Linked DNA regions of Homo sapiens: region 2 is linked to region 1. A link is a contact called in ENCODE Hi-C data. All regions are on one chromosome and are shown on one strand. The core of a region is the stretch at or near the end of the contact, and the rest is flanking DNA. Distances in the headings are between cores, read along the strand shown. Region 1 overlaps CFAP299 (cilia and flagella associated protein 299). Region 2 overlaps CFAP299 (cilia and flagella associated protein 299).

Evidence for each region. Hi-C counts contacts between places; a loop is a spot of excess contacts on that map. Pooled maps may share reads with other maps.
Region 2: a map with no recorded cell type shows a loop between it and region 1 (3-fold over the local background). The contact joins two enhancer-like sites. A Hi-C loop is called at or near these places in 2 of 37 single-sample maps with no recorded cell type and 1 of 50 pooled maps.

What each region holds. Positions count from the first base shown.
Region 1 is chr4:80,874,842-80,879,847 of GRCh38, reverse strand. All of the region lies in intron 4 of CFAP299 (cilia and flagella associated protein 299), which reads right to left. Among named protein-coding and RNA genes, the nearest start is that of BMP3, 150 kb to the left of the region's middle. Within about 2 kb of position 3,092, at least 3 of the 41 ENCODE cell types and tissues checked have a DNase peak (open chromatin) inside an H3K27ac peak, as active enhancers do.
Region 2 is chr4:80,460,796-80,465,801 of GRCh38, reverse strand. All of the region lies in intron 2 of CFAP299 (cilia and flagella associated protein 299), which reads right to left. Among named protein-coding and RNA genes, the nearest start is that of CFAP299, 130 kb to the right of the region's middle. Within about 2 kb of position 3,086, at least 4 of the 41 ENCODE cell types and tissues checked have a DNase peak (open chromatin) inside an H3K27ac peak, as active enhancers do.

The DNA.
Region 1 (5,006 bases), core at 1,843-4,342:
TAAGAAATGGAGGAAAAGGTTGAATTCTGTGTTATGACTAGAGAAGCCGAACAACTTTAATAAGTGCCATTAACCCATTTCATTAAATTTTGGCACAGTGGTGCATACACATGTTAACAGATTGTAAAGTATGTTCATTAATTAAAATTACACATCTTGAGGGCTTATCTGCTTCACTCACACTCTTTAAAAATAATATGTAAAAAATAAATAAAAATTAAACATAAATTTCGATTGAAAGTAAAAATGCCGAGTGTTAAAAACAAATGAAAATACAGAGATGAGATTTTTAGATCCAAGTAACCAACAAGTTAACATTATACTGTCACTTCTACAGCTAAATTAACATGTAATTCTTCTAATGTGTAATGGTCAGGCAATCAAAGAATAGATAAATATACAGCATGCTGGAATGTTAAAAAAAAATTGGACTAGGGATTAGGAGACCTAAGATCTAGTCCCATTTTTGTTACATCTACCCTGTTGTCCATAAGCAAGCTAATTATTTCTCTCTTCATTTGTGGGGTTTGTACTTAAGCATCTCTAGATTTTAGATTTCCAATTATCACTAGACTTATAGGGCTACTGAAGTTGCTAATGTTGGACCACTGCACAAATTCTTCCTGAAATATACTGAGTTACATGTACTCCAAGAATAGGAACTGATATTTCCTGATGCCCCAGAGGGTGAAATGTGTCCCCTGAAGCATCATTTACCTTAGTGATTTTATTGTGTGGTGCCCATGGAAATGTTATCTAAAGAATAATGATCATGGTGCATCCTTATTTCTTTTATTAACCCAAATGATACAGTCATCATAAGAGATGAGATAGGGAAGCTATAGGACAGTAGAAATATTTATTTAATGTCCTCAAGTTTATTTTTGCCACATAAAATAAAATTAAGTTTTCCATGGAAATAATGGGTTTGAAAATTTGTGACATGACCTGACAAACTATCTCTGATAAGACAATATCTCAAGGAAAATGATTCTGAGTTCTAAACAATAAACAATTTAATTTTGGTGCATAGCTTATTTCTACATTGAAAGTTGTGTACAATTCCTGCAAGCTCCACTTACAGCTTTAACTCTACTTAAATTCTGTTTTCACAAGTACTATCCTTTCTTCTAATTTAGAAAATTAAATGAAAATAACTGTGGAAAGCAAAGTTAATTTGCTACTAATATACTTTCTTGTAAAATGTAAATTTTAAAGAAAAAAACAGAAAAACAAGTAGGCTTACATAAATACACAAAAGTTATTTCATACTAGTTTAGGTATTAAATTTTGTTAAAAAAGGAAAATATATCTTTTTAGAGGAATGATATAGCAAGTCTTCTTTAACCAACAGGTCAAACTGAGCATCACTGATAATGAGACAACTTGACATTAGGTGCTTCCTGATATGATGCAATATGTAATGGAGAAGTTCTTGTCTAAAAGAAATATTTATACTGAACAAAATGAAGCCTTTAGAGTTATCTCCCAGTATAAAGAAAATACACAGATAAGAGAAATGAGTCAGATATTACCACAAGGAAACAATCAGACAAGTTCAGAATGTGGAACAATCTAAAAGACAAGGGTCCTGTGTTTTTAAAACGTCAATGTCATCACAAAGAAAAGAATATTTGGCTGGGAAGTATGGAGAGAGGTGCTCTTTTAAAGAAAAGGACAGTAAAGAGACACAAGCAATGTAATTTTTATACATTGAATGATGATTCACACAAGTAGCTATAATACATTTTGGACATACTTAAGAAAATTTAAATATGAGCTAAACATTAGATGACAGTAGAAAATAATTATGAATTTTTATCTAAAATAATGGTGATGTTATGTAGGAGGATGTCCTTATACTCATGAGACGCAAGATGAAATATTTTAAGGTGAAATCTGTAAGCTACTTTCAAATAGTACAAACATAGACACAAATAAACACACACCAAAATACCAAAAGAGAATTGAAGCAAGTTTGGAAAAATGTTAACAATTGTTTTGTCTAGGTTGTGAGTATATTAGCCTTCATTGTACTATTCTTTGAACTTTTCCAAAACTTAAAAAAAATTAATAATAAAAAGTTGAAAAAGTTGCACAAAAATTTGAATGTATTTAATGTCACTCAACTGTACACTTTAAACGGTTAAACTGAAATTTTATGTTGTGTATTTTTGACCAAAAATTTTAAAAAGTTGGAAAAAATCTTATGTAGAGTAATCCTGTCTTAACCACAGTCAGTGTCAATAAACTAGAGGTTTTGTGAGATCTCTAATTATTCACTTAAGGTTTATCCAGAGACACAATCTTCAAGGAAACACATTCTAGACAACTAAAGAAACTACCAAGTGATTGCTCTGGGATTCTGACTTTTTCTTTTAAAGCAATGGACCAAACTGTGCATGAATAATTTCTGTCATTAGATGACACAGACAGATACTCTAGTAAGGATTCAGTAGGAATTGTTAGTCCTAGTTTATGGGTTATATGCACAGTATATGGCTTTTGGGATCTCTGCTCTATTTCTGAATTTTCCATGAGAGACAGTACTTAATATTTAGCTTGGAATAAAGAGAAGCTAAAATGAGTTAAGTATTGGAAAATTAAATTTATCTGTAAAAGAATTCCAAGTAGATATTACAAAATTTTTTTGAACCACAGTTCAGAGGATATGAGTAGATTCTAAAAGTATCCTGGGACATAACTGAGGTTCAACAAGTCAGGGCCAATGTTTCCCTAAAGACTTTTAGGCTGAAACCACAATTACAGGTCACTTTTAATTCTGTTCAGAGCTCTTCCACACACAAAGCTGTGGGGACACTATAATTCTTACTCACAGTGACTGAAAATGAAAGCCTGGTTAAGTACAAAGGGGTGTTTTCTGCCAAGCTCAATGAAAGAAGGAAGTGGCAAGGGTGGGTACAGGATGGCCAAAATTTCCTAGTCTTAACTGTGGACAGCAGGATTGCTTAAAGTTCTGAAAAATATTCCTAAATTAGGTCTTGTCACAGGAGACACACTTCTGACAAAAAAAAATATGACCTGGGAAGGATTGGGATATGGATTTGAGGTCAAAAGTGACATCTTTACATGTCAAAGTCTTAAATGGAATAATGTACTGAATTAAAAAAAATAATGGCAGTGATCTCTGTTTGGTCCTGGATTTCTGGTTGTACATATGTATGTGTCTGTATATAACTTTGGTTAAGCCAGCTAACACTTTAATGATACAGGTTTTTTAAGTGTTAAAATGTGAAAAAGGTCTTGTATTAGTCCATTATTATATTGCTATAAGGAAACACCCAAGACTGGGAAGTTTATAAAGAAAAGAGGTCTAATTAACTTACAGTTCCACATGGCTGGGGAGGCCTCAGGAAACTTACAATCATGGCAGAAGGCACCTCTTCCCAGGAAAGCAGGAGAGAGAATGAGTGCCAGCAGGGGAAATGCCAGTTGCTTATAAAACCATCAGATCTTGTGAGAACTCACTCACTATCCTGAGAACAGTATGGAGAAAACTGCCCCCATGATTCAATTACCTTCCATCAGGTCCCTCCCGTGACATGTGAGGATTATATGGATTACAATTCAAGATGAGATTTGGGTGGTGACACAGCCAAACCATATCAGGTCCCTAACCTATAAGGTTGTTGTAAAGAGAAAATGAAATATTATATATAATATAATATTTATAAATGTAATATATAATATTTATATATAATATGTAATATATAAATTATTTAGTACAGTGCTTTAGTTATTAATTAGTACTATGCACAGTAAGTGCTCAGTTAACATCATCATTGTTTTTAAATCATCATCATAATCATCTCAGACTGACGCAGTTCAACCTTGTAACCACGGTATGGAACAACCTGAGGGAGACCAAGGGCTGAAATAAACTCACACGTAGTGGGTGAGCAAAGAATATCATGACTAGGCTAACAGAAAATATGACCTCTAGAATCTAAGATAGCAGTTTAAACCAGAAGTCACAAACTCAAATGCCTAAAAGAAGCTAGCAGGTACTATGCATGAGTAACTCAAGGGTGATGGTGGTATCACTATATGTGGTTAGTGAAGTCTGTGTTAATCTAGTAAAAATATGCCCCATCTGAGGAAGCAGCTGCAGTTTAATTCTGGATGACAGTTGAGATGAGAGATCTTTTTTTTTTTTTTTTTTGAGACAGAGTTTCACTCTTTTTGCCCAGGCTGGAGTGCAATGGCGCGATCTTGGCTCACCGCAACCTCCGCCTCCCAGGTTCAAGCGATTCTCCTGCCTCAGCCTCCCAAGTAGCTGGGATTACAGGCACCTGCCACCATGGCCAGCTAATTTTTTTTTGTATTTTTAGTAGAGACGGGGTTTCACCATGTTGGCCAGGGTGGTCTCGAACTCTTGACCTTGTGATCCACCCGCCTCGGCCTCCCAAAGTGCTGGGATTACAGGCGTGAGCCACCGCGCCCGGCAAGATGAGAGATCTTATAAGTTTAAAGAAAATTTCAAGTCCAAGATATTTTGTGGGAAATTTTTTGTTTCTGAAACATTGACACAATTTTACATACAATTGTGCAGGCCAAATAAACAATTCTGCAGGCAGATCTGGTCCAATGACTAATTGCTGATCTCTGGTTTCTGGCTTTTTACATCATACCTATCTAAGATTAGTACTGGTTCTAAAGATTGGGGTGAGATTGAGCCTCTGGGTTGGGGACAAGTAGACCAGAAGAGTGTTGCTTAATGGAGATATAATACGATATGAGCCAGCAATGTGAACCACAGATGTATTTTTGAATTTTCTAGTAGTCGCATTAAAAACAAATAAAAAGAAATAGGTAAAATTATTTTAATAATGTATTTTATAACTCAAAATATCTATCACATTATTATTTTAACATGAAATAATAATTACTAATAAGACATTTTATATTTTTATGAGAAGTCTTCAGAATCAAGTGTGCATTTTACACTCACAGTACATCTTAATTCAAGGTTAACCATACATCAA
Region 2 (5,006 bases), core at 1,837-4,336, 410 kb after region 1:
AGTGTTAAAATGTTGAGGACAAGCTCCAAAATGTGTTGGAAGTTTGTGATTCCTTATGTTTGTGTGTTTGGTCTGTTTGGTTTAGTTTTTTATTGTATGTCATTCTATTTCTCTTTTGGTTTTTTTCTCTTTCACTCTTCCAGGGCATGGGGTACATAGGGGTTTGGGAGGCCAAGGACCTATTTTAATTTCTCATAATATAGCAAGAGTTTTTAGAATGTGCACAAGATGGAAGGCTAGTGAAGAATATAGGAAGTTGTAGCACATGCATGGGTCCCTCACCGCTCCCCACAGTACATAACTGCAGGTTGCTCCTGGGATCTGTGGGGCATTGTGGAATCTGCCTCTATAACCCTCTGCAACCTTCTCCCTCTTGTCTGAGGTGACAAACCCTGCCCTTCTTTTCTCTGGCATTCCAGGGCTCTGAGACTCCTGAACAAAAGGAACCTCACTTACATCACCCTCCTCTCCTGCCAGCTTAGTCTGTAGTTCTGTTTAGAAGTTTTTATTTGATTTGTTTACTTATGAGTTTTCTAGCATTTTTAATTGAGTTATCCAAATTACAGTATCATATAAAGTAGAAATGTCAAATTCTATTTTTCTGTTTTCTTGACTTGCATCTGCTGGGAAGCAGGTTGAATACATACAATGAAAAGGGTAGTAATTTAAAAAAAACAACTGGGATTATTTAATAGGTTCCACACAGAAGAATTATATTCTACACATGCCCAAGAATTATAACATTTATCCTTATATAAATTATAACTAAAATTTGATTAATTCCTTAAAACAAGTAAGCCATGGAAAGTTAATTTTAACTGGAATTATAAAATAATTTATAACTTTAATACCATTCGTAAAGCATTATTCTTATAGAAGAGGAGAAAAATCCTGTCAGAGTAGAATATTAAATAACTTAAAAATAAAAGACATAAAAATATTCACTGAAATTCACAGGATCCTTGTTTTTCTATTAATTAATAATATTCCAGATACTTTTTTAATATAAAGCTCACTAGATGTCAAAATATTATGACAAGGTACAAGAAGCTATAAAATTTCTGGAGTTTACAGGTTGTATGTCATTTGGTCCAACTCACAGAAAGCTGAACACATTTAGAATTTATTAAAATGAATTATTTTAATACTACTAACTTTATCTACAAATGGCAAGAGCAAGAAAGAGTGTGTTTAAAAGGAAAGGTTAGAAAAATAACAGAAGTAAAACAAAAATGAGAAGTTTGCTAGTTTGCAGTTTATTTTTTAAGCCTTTGAAGTTTGGAATCCTGGATGAGATACTCCATCTGTAAAGCTCTGAAATGTTAGAAGCAAAGTTTTAAAAACTGGAAAATTAAAAGACACTCATGGCTATACCAGTTAGCATTTCAATGTTTTGAATGGCCAGTGAATGTCATCTTTTCTTACTTCCAGGTAAAAACATCCATTTTCTTAGTAGAAGCACAAAAGAGTAAAATCCATAGAAAATATAGCATCTAGTTTAATGTGCCTTGAATTATGCAACTGAGTTCCATTTCCTTTAGCTTCAGTCCTAGCAATGTAAGTAAATATTGCAGCAAGCAATTGGCGGTACAGTGATGTTAAGGATCTAGCAAACTTCCACATTTTTGGGGAGTTATAATTTGGTCTTAACATTTGTTTCAGGCTTAAACTTGGCATAGAAGTTCTTGATTGGAGAGTGCATTTAAAAAAAAAATTTACAAAATAAAGTCAAAATGAGTTTTCTTGTTATTTAGTCAAAGACAGCCAAAAATAACATGATTTTGGCTGAATATGGATACTTTTATGCATTTCTATTTAAAATCAGTTTTAACTTTAGAAATGAAATGTTGCAGACTTTTGTGGATAATGAAGAGCGGGTCCAGTTGGCAGAGCTTGAACGTTTGTGCATGTGAAGTTATACATGGAGTAATAATATTTCTTACTTATAGGAAAACATGACTTCAGTGAACTTCCCCTCTGTCTAGTATAATGTTATGGACTGAATTGTGGGCCCCAAAATTCATAGGTTGAAGCTCTAACCACCAATGTGACCTTATTTAGAGATAGGGCCTTTAGGGAGGAAATTATGGTTAAATAAGGTCATAAGGTTGGGACCCGAATCTGATAAGACTGGTACCAATTTTAGAAGAGACCATGTGAGGTCACAGCAAGAAGGCAGCCATCTACAAGCCAGGAAGAAGGTGTCACCAAAAACGAACCCTAACTGCACCATGAACTTGGACGTCTATGCACCAGAACTGTATAAAAATAAGTCTGTTATTTAAGTTACCCAGACTGTGTAGTATTTTGTTACGGCAGCCCAAACAGACTAATACATATAATATATGAAGAACTAGAAGGACCTAGGATCATTTCAACTAAATATTTATATGTAATCACATTAATATCATTTTTTGTTCATAAAATTCTTCACAGAGGATCCTTTGATGATATGTTCTTTCTTTGTGTAATTTTGCAGCATTCATTCTTAACTGACTCATTCTCATGTAGTGTTTTTTAAAATAGCCATTTGCTATAGGTGATTTTTAAAGTATTTCTCTTCTTGAGTGTTTAGGCTGATGTTTCCTTTGTTTTATAAAAGTTTTAATAAGTCTTGTGTTAAAAAGACATTAAAATTAAAAAAAAAAATCATTTTATTTGATTGAATGTTGCCCAGAAACAGGTTTTAGAGTTTTCTTCTGCCCCAATCACTGTTTTGGGGAAGCAGGCAATTTCTTTTCAAATATTTGCAACTACAAAACAAGACGATGTTCATAGTTCTCATTCTACTTTCAGTTTCATTTGGGTATTCATCTAGTCCTGATTCTGTTGTCTTGAGGGGTCAACTTCTCCTGTCCTGCCCTTACTATCTCATTCTCCAATATTCTAGACTGAAGTAATATGATTTTTTTTAAAAATCCCCTAAAATTTCCTATATATGCTGTTATTAGGACTTTGTCATTCATTGAGGAAAAAAACTAGAAAGAGGAAGAAGTTTTGCTGAGTAATAGACTAATGAGGGCCCTTTGGGACATGTTGAATTTGAAGCATCTCCAGATCACCCATCTCTGGATCACGTGGTTTGGTAAACAGATCTGAAGCTGGGCAGAGGTTTGAGCTGTTGTAAATTGGAAAAGCAAGGGTGGGATGAGATCACTTAGAATCTATGAAGACATAAGAAAGCAAATGAGTATGACTAGCAATTAATAGGCAAATAGATGGGGGTGGGGAAGGGATAGGGAGATAAAACCCAAACTCTGTGTCAGAGAAACATATTGGGGTGGAGGTGGGGAGTGACAACAAAATTGTATTTGTCAGAGAAAGACCTGAGGAGTGCTGGTTTAGCTTTTTATTAACTACAAAGTCTTTGTTGACGTTAGCAAGAACAGCTTAGTGGGGCAATGGGGACATAAGTCTAGCTGTGGTGGGTAGAGGAGTAGATTACTATAGTCTGCTCCGCCAGAATGGTTGCTCATGAAAGGAAGATAAATACAGCAGGAGCTAGAGGAGTATAAAGGTAGAGGGAGGTTTATTTACTTCATTTATTTTTTAATAAGAAGAGAATTGACTGACTATATACTAAGGGGAAAGTGTCAGTGAAAAGGAAGATGTTGAAAATACAAGAGAGAAAACGCATTTATCTTCTCATTTGAGACTATGGTTTTGAATGCCCATTTGTCTTGTACTGCACTAAGTGTTGGGGATCCAAGGTTGGATTAAATTAGCATGGTTACTGCCCTTTGGGAATCCCAGGATGGCCAAAGGATTTAGATTGGTAAATGAGATTAGAATCCAAGCGGAGTCATAAGCCTCAAGAAGAAGGAGAATGAGTTCCTCCATGGAACTGGGGTAAAGTGGTCATGATGAACACAGACATGTTTATAGATGGAGGGAAGTGGGCAGGAGTTTGAGGAAGTTCATACTTCAAGGTCTTTTCTAATTCTGTGATATAGGATGCAAATCCATATGTCCAAGTGAGGAAGTTCATAGTGAAGTGCAAAATAATAATTGAAGAAAATGAGAAAATGAAGCATTATGAAATACAGGATGATCCCTGAATATAACTGGTAAACCACCTAAAGTTTGTAAACCAAAAATAACATTCTAAGCACCTCAACCAACTGAATGGACCACTCCCTTAGCCAAGGGCATTCTAAAGTAAACCTGAAAAACTAGTTCAGGCCATAATGGGAATGGGTGCTCAGACATGCCTCATTATACATTCCTCCCTTGGGAATTCAGGCGCAGATGACCAGCAATTAACACTAAAACAGAGACCTTAAGGCTGACCAAACACTCCTTAGCAGTAAGATACCAACATGACAGACAGCAGGCCCTGAAAGAAATCTAAGTATTTTACCCCAATATATTTTGCCCAAAATATATTTCTTTGACATATCCAGACAGCAGACCCTGAAAGAAATCTAAGTATTTTATCCCAAAATATATTTCTTTGACATATTTTGAAATGGCCCTGTAAAGCTGTCTCTTGTGGGGAAAATCTACGTTCTGTAGAGAACCTCCTTTCTTTTTCCAGGTCTCTTCTTTGATCCAAGAGAGAATTAACTAAGAGTCTGGTATCTTTTTAGTTCTGCTAAGAGCTCTAACGCCTGCTACCTGGAGGCTTCATCTGCATGAAAAGACCAAAATTTCAGTCTCCACACCCCCTTATATTAACCTAGACATTCCTTTCTGTTGATTCCGGGTCTTTAGATAATAACTCTTTCAACCAATTGCCCATCAGAAAATCTTTGAATCTACCTATGACCTGGTAGCCCTTCCCACCTTTCTGGATCAAACCAATGTACATCTTACATGCATTAATTGATGCCATATGTCTCCCTAAAATGTATAAAATCAAGCTGTAGCCTGACCACCTTGGGCACATATTGTCAGGATTTCCTGGGGCTGTGTTATGAGCCATTGGTCATTCATATTTGGCTCAGAATAAGTCTCTTCAAATATTTTACAGAGTTTGACTTTTTTCTTTGGCAAGTTGAAGGTGG